2 separate regions of the Homo sapiens genome follow, and region 2 is linked to region 1. Evidence: read pairs that join two places in POLR2A ChIA-PET (ENCODE). Cell type or tissue: MCF 10A. All regions are shown on one strand. Each heading gives the region's core, and the rest is flanking DNA. Links, peaks and the distances in the headings are about the cores only.

The links. ChIA-PET counts read pairs that join two places held together with the same protein. Peaks named below come from ENCODE experiments on the same cell type or tissue, not always from the same donor. Only the 100,000 strongest peaks of a DNase experiment are listed, where the experiment ranks them.
Region 2: POLR2A ChIA-PET joins it to region 1 with 14 read pairs; 2 of 35 experiments call an interaction of 5 or more read pairs at or near these places.

Annotation. Positions count from the first base shown.
Region 1 is chr15:39,388,470-39,393,851 of GRCh38, reverse strand. All of the region lies in intron 1 of LOC105370777 (a long non-coding RNA gene), which reads left to right. Among named protein-coding and RNA genes, the nearest start is that of LINC02915, 140 kb to the right of the region's middle. In MCF 10A, for the core only: no CTCF peak of the experiment used is centred there; a DNase peak (open chromatin) is centred at 2,471.
Region 2 is chr15:39,554,032-39,559,413 of GRCh38, reverse strand. No RefSeq gene overlaps it. Among named protein-coding and RNA genes, the nearest start is that of THBS1, 24 kb to the left of the region's middle. In MCF 10A, for the core only: no CTCF peak of the experiment used is centred there; DNase peaks (open chromatin) are centred at 2,743 and 4,853.

The DNA.
Region 1 (5,382 bases), core at 140-5,139:
ACAGCTGTGTCAGACACCAAGTCAGCTGGTGCTATGCTAGGATGATGCATCTGTGAAAACTCACAGAGGGGGTTCCCAACCATACCTCTGGAGCCGTGGACACTCAGGATTGGTTGCTGTGTGGGGAGGACAAGGGAGTCTGACGTGGCTGGAGCAGGAAAGGGTTTATATGCAGGTGTGAGCTATCACTGACTTGCTGGCCTGTTTGTTCTCTGTGGCATGTGCATTTTGTCTTTCTTTCCCTTAATATTTTAAGTGATTTCTTGTGTATATTCTGTCCCTGAAACTGCCACAACACTAAGCTTATTTTTCCATATCTCACCTGTACTTCACATTACTAGGTATTAGAAAATAATAAAAATACAGGCACTGGTGTTTATTTACTCAGCTTGGTTACTGCCTTAATGCTTTTCGGGGCTTGTCCTTTATTTATTTGCATTTCCCTCCTGTCATTTTTTATGTCGTTGTTTTAGCATCTAGCAAACTATCCTGCACACTTGTAGGATATATACTAAGAAGAAAATGGTAAATATGCTCTTAATTGCTGTTTTCATATTTAAGTGCTATCCCTCCATCATTGCACTACAATGGTGTATCTGCAGACTATGGCTATGGTTATCACTAGTTACATGGACAGAGCAGAGATTTGTGGGCTAGAAGCCAATTTCCAACAATGTCCACACCTTCTCTGGGACTCCAGATTCCTGGAGTACAGACAGCAACTTTTGCTTCATTATATACAGCTTAAACCTCTCAGAGTGCTGTTTTATTTTGGTTTGGTTTTGATTTGGGAGGTTAGAGGAAGAGTCTAACTAAGATTATTATATTTTCTCAACCAACACGGTAAAATGCACTTTTTAAAAGTCAAAGACACATACTACTTTGTAAAAAGTGGGTTTCAATATTTGAAGTCATGAACTAAACTTTTAGGCATAAATGCAGGACTTTTTCATAGGCCTTGTTCAATTCTCAGATTATAATACAACATTTATTGAATGGCTCTTTTTATGCAAGGCAAGCAATTTATTTCTTATTATTTGATATCATTTCCTGAGGAGATGAGTTCTGTGCTTATAACCCAGATTGGGGGTTATCTTGCAGATGAGGTGCTGCAGATGCATGTAACCCAGATTGTAGGTTATCTCACAGACGAGATGTGAGTCATCTTGCAGATGAGATGCTGTGACACTAGGCAGGCATCTGATAGCAGACGGGAGTATCTACTCAGTGTAATGGGTCATTCTGTGCCTGGGAGTGAAAATTTGACATGTAGGGATAAGCTGTCAGTCCAGCAGGAAACCTGTTTTGAATTCTCTCTAGATTTTTAGAATTTTAAAATACGTTTTTCAGAGAAAGGTTAACCATGTTTATCCATTCTTATTTGCTCAACAAGTATTGACTGAACAATTTAATGTACAAAACAGGAATAGAGCAATGAATAAGATGGTCATTTTCTCCTGCTCTCATTGTTTACGTTCTAGTAGGAAAAACAGACATTCACAGAGATCTGAATACTTAATTATTGCATTCTAATTGCAATTGTCTTGAAGGTGAAACACTGAGTCGTATGAGAAAATATAATAGGAGACAGTGTATTCACAGAATTTCACAATTCTGAAAAAGTGACATTTAGACAGAAATAATGGTGAATGAAAAGAAATGAGCTAAGATGGTGGGGTGGGGATGGGGAGGAAGATTGTGATTCAGGCAAGGACATGACATGTGATAAGGTCCTGATGCATGCAGGTTTTAGGTTAAGGACCTAAAAGAAGGATAAAGTAGAGCTTAGTGGGTGCAAGGGAGAGTGGAATGAGATGAGGCTGATGAGGGCAGCTAGTCATGCGTTTTAACTTTTTTATTAGAACATCAGGAAACCAAAGACGTTTTTGAGCAGTGGCACAACACAATCAGATCTGTGTTTCAAGAAGAGGGGCTGGCTGCTGGTGGAAAGTGGGTTGAAAGGTGGTAAAGAATGAAGGGATAGCAGGAATGAAGCTACTTCAACAGTCTAAGCTAGAGATGAGGTGGTAGTTTCTTTGTGATTTAATGCTTTAAATGCCTACTGTATTTGGGGTGTTGGATCAGCACTAATTAGTACTAGCTAAGCTGTACATTTCCTGGCAGTTTCTCAGTGTTAAAGTGAGGGCACCCAGTCCTCCACACCAACTATGTATGTCTCAACTGGGTTTGTATTTAAGGATGGTATGTGTAATGCTATCTGTTTCCTTAGGGCTTAGAACCCTGTAAAATTGAAGGCAGCAGCTTCTATGAGCTCTGGCTTTTGTAAAAGGCAGTGAAAATTTGATTATTTAACAACCTTCTGGCTGCACCCATTCTTGCTCTTGTTATTTATTTATTTATTTTTGACAGTTAGCGTGCCATGCTTTGGAAATGCCATATCTGTTGTGCAATATCTGGGTGACTAATTGAGGCAGGGTTTCCCACACTAGGGGAAACACTCTCAGCTCATGGGGAACGTGCCAGCGTAAGGATCAAATGCATCCCAATCCTGTAGGTCAGGTGCCCTGTCTTCCTGATTGTGTGCCAGATGCTGCTGCTAATGATATGAGCTTCACAGTTCTGCTCCCAGAAGCTGCTGCTGAAGCGTCTGACTTGCGGCTCTCTAGATACGGAGGCCATCTCATAATGGGAAAGTCTTTTCACTTGGTCATTTATTACATTGCACCAGGTTTTCGCACCTTTTGGTAGTCTATAAGAAATGTTAAATAGTGGAAACTTTGGAGACAGACATATCTTGATTGTACTATGTGGAGCTCTGTAGCCTTGGGCATATTATTTAACCTCTGTGAACCTGATTTTCCTCACCTGTGAAAAGGAGATAATTATAACACTGGCCTTTTGAGATTCCCAAGGGAACTAAATGTGATGGTGTATATAAAGTGCCCTGCACACAATGTGGCTACCACACTGTAGGCATCTGATAACTATAAGTTTCCTTCCCTATATTAACCATGTAATAACTAGCTTGTCTGATGTCACACAAGGGGTCCAGAGTCTTTCTGCAGTATTGGGATAATCACCACATCTCCATATTTTGTAGCTGATTTGGTTGTTTCACTTGTCTATGCTGTTTCTCTTTTCTGAGGGCACAGATAACTAAATTTTCAGTAGAAGGATGAGGCAGGTAAGACTATAAGCTCTGAGTATACCTGACTATAACTTGTAGACAATTAGCAACATAATATATGCAGTCTGGTATTTGGTCTCGGACAAATGCATGAGATGATATGGTGTTGTTCTCAAATAGTTAAGAGAATGGATCCTTCATCTATGAATTTACTGAAACCTCATTTGAACCATTGATGATCACCTACTACATCTTTGGGTTAATAGGTCCATGAATGTCTTAACTACATTCAAAGAAGTGCTTTTCCATTGTGTTTCAACTTATCCTTTTGCTAACCTTAAATGGTGCTTCTCTGTTCTATTGTTTTTTTGAGTTGAGCAATAAATTGTTTTCACCTTAAACCCTTGTTTTCAGTTTAGGCAGCTGAGCCATAGTGAAAAAGCACTGGACCTGGGTTCAGAACATTGGTGCAGAGTCTCATTTCTGCCTCCTGCTTTTTGGATAGATGCCATTTCTTTGAGCCTCGGTTTTCTCATATGTGAAATGGTGATAATTCCACTCTGACCCCTTTCTGTTAGCTGTGAGGATCAAAGGGTATCATTGAAACTTTCATAACCTGTAAAGCACCATACAAAGGTTCTCCTCCAGTTCTACTGAATTAGAGTCTCTGGTGATGGGACCCAGACACCATTACTAAAAAAAAATTTAACAAAGTGATTCTTATGTGGAATAAAGTTTAAAATCCACTGCCCTATAAAAATACAGGATGACATCCCCATTGACAAATTACAGACATTATTTGTCTTAGATGGACTCAAATCATTTTGGTGATTTGATGAATCTGGTGTTCACTCCTGAATCTGGCTGTTCACTCGTTACCCCTTCAGTGATTACTTTCAGGCCTGCCATTGTCCTCGCCTGTATTATCTTTCCACAACCTGGTTCTCCAGCCACATCAGACTACCTGTAGTTGCCATTCACCGAAAGTCCCATTCACTTCCCTGCCTTTGTGATTCTGCTGAGTAATTTCTCGGGAGAATATTCTTACTGTAGTGCAGGGACCTGGCCTTCTTATAGCACTGATAGAGACATAGACATAGGCACATAGGAAGTGATCTTACGACCATTCAATTTATCTTCTGCTTTATAGAGGGAAACCTTGAGACCCAAAGAATGTCAGTGATTTTCCTGAGGTTACTCAGTTAACGGTAGAGTCAGTATTAGAATCCAGGTCTCCTGACTCTCAAGCCAGTGCTCTTTATACTATACATCCTTCTAAAAATACTAATTGAAGCCCGGCACGGTGGCTCACGCCTGTAATCCCAGCACTTTGGGAGGCCGAGGTAGGTGGATCACTTGAGGACAGGAGTTGGAGACCAGCTTGGCCAACATGGTGAAACCCCATCTCTACTAAAAATACGAAAATTAGCTGGGTGGGTGGTGCTCGCCTGTAATCCCAGCTACTTGGAGGCTGAGGCAGGAGAATTGCTTGAACCTGGGAGGTAGAGGTTGCAGTGAGCCGAGATCGGGCCACCACTCCAGCCCAGGTGACATAGCAAGACTCCGTCTCAAAAACATAAATAAAAAATAAAAATACTAATTGAGCACCTATTATACACTGGGCACTGTCGTGTAGTTGTGCTAATAAATAAATATGCAGGCAGTCTTATGTATCCCATGCAAAATTTAAGCAAGTGCTTGTAATTTAGCACTTGTAATTTTTAAAACGATCTTTTCTAGTATACTTAAACACATACTTAATCTTCAGATATTTTCAGGACAGTATACTTTCTCCTCTAGTGTGTCCTTCTACCACCCACAGCCCATGTGCATCTTCCTTGTACTCCACATCTTACCTGAGCTGCCTGAAGTCAGGGCTTCCCTCCAGAGATTGCGTTCACCCTCTTCCTCCAGTCTCAGAGCATGAGCAGGCTGCTTCGGGCCTATTTCCTTCATCTCAGTGCTCACGTTTGGCTGCCTCACTGTGGCTCCCTTTGGTCGCCACAGATAGTCTTTAGATGGATCCTTTAACTTCACATCTGATGTCCTGACATCTGTTCCTCAGGACCGTCATTTACCTGGGGTTTGTACTTGGTGTTTTACTTTGGGAGATATTTTTAAGTTGTGATCTGATACAAAGATTTTGTTAGAATTTACAAAGTATGTGCTTGGGCCAACATACCCAATCTAATCTTCAAAGTGTCCCTATTTACAGCTACAGAGCCATGCAGCAATCTGATTCTCAGCTAGCTCAAATTGCACCCAAAAACTCCTACTGAACATATAAAGTGTGC
Region 2 (5,382 bases), core at 138-5,137, 170 kb before region 1:
TAAAATTTTAATGTATTTGCCAAAATTTCCACAAAACCATGTAGTATTTTTACAAAGAGAAAAAATTTTTAAAGAATGTGAGATAAGAATCTAAAGTCCTTATGAGTCCAGTTTCCTCATACTTTCTACAGAAATCTCTCTTTCATTAAATTCTAATTAAACATTATTTCCCAAGGATGTCATCACTAAGGATAACTGCTCAAAAATATTTTTGAGTTATTTTAAATGTAATTATAATAATGTAGCAGAAATGTTTTCCTTGTTTTTATGGCACATGTGTATAATTTTAGCTATACTATGAATTTGTTAGGTTTAGACTACACACCTGACTATTTACAGCACTGTCCCTTTGGAAAATGGGTTCTGACCTTTAAACTATGAATTTAAAAAGAAAGTTTTGGGATACAACTCATTTATGCGTATCTTGTGCTTCTAGATCTTGTAATGTGAATTTCTCATCATTTATTGTTCTTTAACATTCTGCAGGGGACTTTATGGGTGTCTTATGATCTCAGATGAGACTGGAAACTGGTCTGGAATGACAGGTATACACACTGCTAGGCAGGTAGGATCATTTCTTCACACTTCCAAGAGTATACAGTAGGCACTCAATAAACACTAGTAGAACAAAATAGAAGACAGTCTTGGTTTGGAAGAAGGCAGGGCATCAGGTTGCTGCAGAGGGCTGAGCCTGAGGCTGACAGACTGCATCCAGCACGGGTGAGGGCACAGCATTGTCTTCCTGGTTCCTTGGCCTAGATACAGGGTGCAGATTGCATTTCACTTCATTGGCTTTAGGTTGGGAGCTAAGCTTGCTATTAATAGTTCCTCCTTAGTCTTGTGTTTGGTTTCTTCACTCTCACACACCTGGTGAGGCTCCTTCTCCAGAGAGGGGCTGTTTCCTGAACTCAGAGTTTTGTGCGTCTTGGACTTGGGCTTCCAAGAATTCACCCCTCTTGGGATCAGTCAGCTTTGCGACAGATGTCTCTTAACTCTGAAGAGAGTTCTCTCTCCTGTCGGAGCACTCAGAAAAATTTCTCTTATTATTTTTTTCCTCCTAAAAACCCACCATTAAAGTCAAGCCAGTAACAATGTAAAATTATTTTTATGATGCTTTGCAGCATACTACGCTCTCAATTTACCCATATTTCATAGTAATGGGGGGATTGACCCTGTCCCCTTTCTAAAACTAAGCAATAAAAACCTCTATGTTTTCCAGGAATGTTCTCTCCAAGGGACACATGCTTTTACGCAGAAGGCTCTTACTTCCTGTGACAGAAATTTTAGTGGGGCATGGACTATGGTTCAGATAATGCTACCCCTGCTTTCTTACCACTGGCCCCACCAGGAACTTCTCTTACAAATAAGCCCTTTGTTGATGAGTGGGTTTGCCTGTCATCTCCTCCAGAACATAACATGGCACATAGGTCTTAGAGGCTGCTGGTATCCATTAGCATTTAAGAGGCTAAAGAGACCCCCTTGGGGGAAAATGTGGCCAGCATGCTGGTCATCTTTGAAGCTCAAGGTAAGGCTACCATTAAGTGAGACTTGGAATGGTTGTTCCTTAAAATATGAACCACAGGCCACCTGGATCAAAATCATCCCAGGAGCTTGTTAGGAAAGCAAATTCCTGGGCCCCACTCCAGAATTTCAGTTCCTGGAGAGGGAAGACTTAGGATTTGTGTTTTTTTTTTTTTTTTGAGATGGAATTTCACTCTTGTTACCCAGGCTGGAGTCCAGTGGTACCATCTCGGCTCACTGCAAGCTCCGCCTCCAGGGTTCAAGTGATTCCCCTGCCTCAGCCTCCCTAGTGGCTGGGATTATAGGCACACGTCACCATGCCTGGCCGATTTTATATTTTTAGTAGAGACAGGGTTTCACCATGTTGGCCAGGCTAGTCTCAAACTCTTGACCTCAGGTGATCCACCCGCCTAGGCCTCCCGAAGTGCTGGAATTACAGGCATGAGCCACCACGCCTGACCAGGATCTGCGTTTTTAACAAGAGCCTTGGGAAATTCTGGTACATACTCATTTAGAGGCTGGATGCCGAGTCTGGTTCTCTTTCTACCATGTGGGATGCCTCTCATCACTGTGTGCCTTAGCAAAATGCATTTTCCCGTCTTCTCTGGGGTGGACTACAGTGACCCAGCCACCCCTTTGCATGCACACTTTTATTTTTTCATTCTGCAGATATTGTGTGAGAATCTACTATGTTCTACATATTGAAAAATCGTGAGAAATCCAAAGATGGCATCCAAAGGTGCCTTTGGGGGCAGTAGCTATAGTAAAATAGTATATACAATCATTTAGTTGGCACGTCCAACCCGCCTTATTTTGTTGTTCTTTTTATTTTGTTTTAGGCTTTTAGCAGCCTGAAGCCATGGCTTTTAGTTTCTGTCTCTAGTGATAAATGGAAAAGAGGGATGAGGAAGGGGCTTTACTGGCCTAACCAGAAACAGCAACTAAGAACCTGTGACTGTATTCTCTCCCTTGGGCACCCCTGAATTGTTCCCCGCCTTTGCCATTTCTCATGCTGGACCCTGTGTGTGGCAGGAAACCCTTCCACGTGGAACCCACCCACCGAGTAAGCAGGACCCTCATCCAGTTCTTTCCTTGATGGTAGAACACTGCTCAGGTCCCACCCACCTTGTGCTTTGGCAGCAGCTGCAGTGGCAGCTGGCCTAAGTAGTGCGTTTTTGATTCATGGTGAGATGTGATGGGTAGCGGGGCCTGCAGGCTTGTTTGGGCTTGTTCTTCTGCTTGGGTTCAGGCATTCGGTGTTTAGATTTAATGTTTCAACATCCAACAGCTTCTCAGTTTGCGCAGAGGTCTAAATCATAGACGTCTTATCTAAAGCAGGCAAAAAGCATCTGCTATTGCTGGGAATGTTCATACTGAATGCTTTGGAATCCAATTTTATGATAATTTCTCCTTCTTCCCCACCCCACATCTCCTTCCCTTTTTTTCTCCACTCAAAGAAGTCCATTGCTTGCAGCCACCCAACTTCAGTACATATTTTGCTTGTTTGTTATCCCTCATCTACTTAGGGGAAATGGTTGCAAGAACAACTTCAGAGGTATATTAGTCTACACAAGACAAGAGAAGCAAGGACTAGTCCCTGGAGAAGTGAACAAGGGAGACTAAGTATATGAAAGTTCTCCATCTAGGGATGCCGAAAGTTCATCCTGAGGCTTCTGGAATCTTTGCCTCTGCTCCGTTTTTGTTTCTCTAGCATCCATTGAGCATTACTAAGTGCTTTACCCTGTTGCTCACTACAACCTATTTTGCTGATATGAAAAGAAAGGCTGAGCGAGGTTGGGCAGGTTGCCCAAGTGCACATAGAACATGCTGGGGCCAGGATTTACACCCTCACACTCTAGCTCCAGCAGGGGCACTCCTAGCTGCTCTGCTATCTGCCCTTCTCAAGCGGTCCTGCATTTTTCTCTATGGCCTTTTAAATGCTTGCTGGCTGCAGAGCTCCTTTTCAATTCCTTCTACCTGATTCTTAATCCAGGGGGGGCAGAGATTGACTCACCAGCAGTTGGAATCCATAGAATTCTACGTGAAGCATTTCCAAGGAGTAGGATCACACCCAGAAGAAGGGGATCTTTGCCCTTCCTGACTCCACAGGGAGCTAGTGGGACAGTGAGATTGGTGGAGACTGCCACAAACATTTCTGTGTAAAAGAAAAGCTTGCTTATTGGCCGGGCCCCAGTGAAAGGGTCTGTATGCCAGGGCTGTCCAGTGATGCTCTCAAGGCTCTCAAGGCCTCTCAGGCACAGAGGCAGAATAGAGGGCAGTGGGGAGCTGGGGGAACTGGGGAGAAAACCCTCTTAAAGAGAACAGGGGCTGACTGAACAATGCAGGGAAAGAGCATAGATTGAGAAGTCCGAGGGACACAAGTTCAAATCCAGACAATTGCATTTGCTAGATGTGTATGGAAGTTGCTCAGTTTCTCCAAGTCATAAGTCTAATAACTGCCTCACAACTCTGCCATTGCAGTTAAAGTGAGCAATACGAATGATGTGCCTCATACAGGGCTTGACTCTTACCAGGCACTCAGCTCATGGTGGCTGTTATTAGCCCAGGGGCAGATACAGGGAATGAAAATTCCTTTCTCCCTTTGACCACCAACCCAACCTCTCCTTTTTCTTCTTAGATTAGGCTGCTGTAGAGGTATGGATGTGTTTCTGGTTTTGGCTGTTTGCACATGCTGATCAAATTATGACAGTAGTGTGAACTTAACCTGAAATTAGAAAGAGAAACCAAATTATGACAGCAGTTGGGCAAAAAGATCTTCAAGTGGATTATTTGGTTAATAGACATTCCCTGTGGCATTTCATTTTTTTTTCTAGAGAGAAACCATTGATAGATATTAATTAGTATTCTGAATGTACTTTGTCTTGGCAATGCCTCTGCTGATCCTGATCTGAAGGTGGGTTGGCTGCCTCCTGTACAGCCTGACCTCCTCTCCAGGGTGCTGGACACTCTTACCCATGTTGATAGTTGAGACATTTTTGTGGTCTGTGTCCTTTTGTTTCTAAAATATAAGGGGTTCTAGTGAATTTTCCTCCAATGAGCTAGTTTGCCTTTTTGTAAGTAGTCTCAGCTGTCTGCTGTTTTTTCCTATAGATTAAGCCTTGTGGGCTCACCTGTCTCATTTTGCTCTTCTCTCTGGGGGTTGCCCTCATCCCCCTTTGCAAGTCTTCTTCTGGTATCTTTCAGGGGTCTTTTGTTCTCTCTTCCACATTGTTAATTAGAATGCAGAATCCAATCTGGAGTGAGCAAGCACTGACCCCAGGGCACCCTGCTAAGCACCTCTTCTTGCTGGAGATGTGCCACAGAGCCTCACCTTTCCTTCGTAATCTTTTGTTAGTGTTCAACCCATGTGACTTGCTCTCCCTGCCAATTTGAACCTTTAAATGTCAGCAATTAAAATTTCATGAGCTGTTGTATGAAATGCTGCAACTCAAGCCCCAAACACAGCAGCTGCTGTGTTTCTTTTGTCTTCTCATATGGTTACCCTTTCCAAAACAAGATATCATGTTGTTTTGGATTTTTTTGTCCTTAAGAAAGCCGTTTTGCTTATTGCTTGAGACATTCCACTGTCCTTGATACATTTACAAACTATATTTTTAGCCACAACTATCCTTACTTTGCTAATTACAGATTTACAGGTGCTGGTTAGTTTCAGAACAAATGTCCAGACATTTTCAGTTTCCACTCCCCTCCACCCATCTGCTTCCCAGTAAGTTGTGAGAAATAATGAAACTTTTCACTGGTTTCTTACTCAGATCTTTGAACACCCCAAACTACTTATCACCTGGCCCCTTTGATTTGTAAATGTTCAGGTTGTCCAATTACTGTTTTTTGTATTATTTT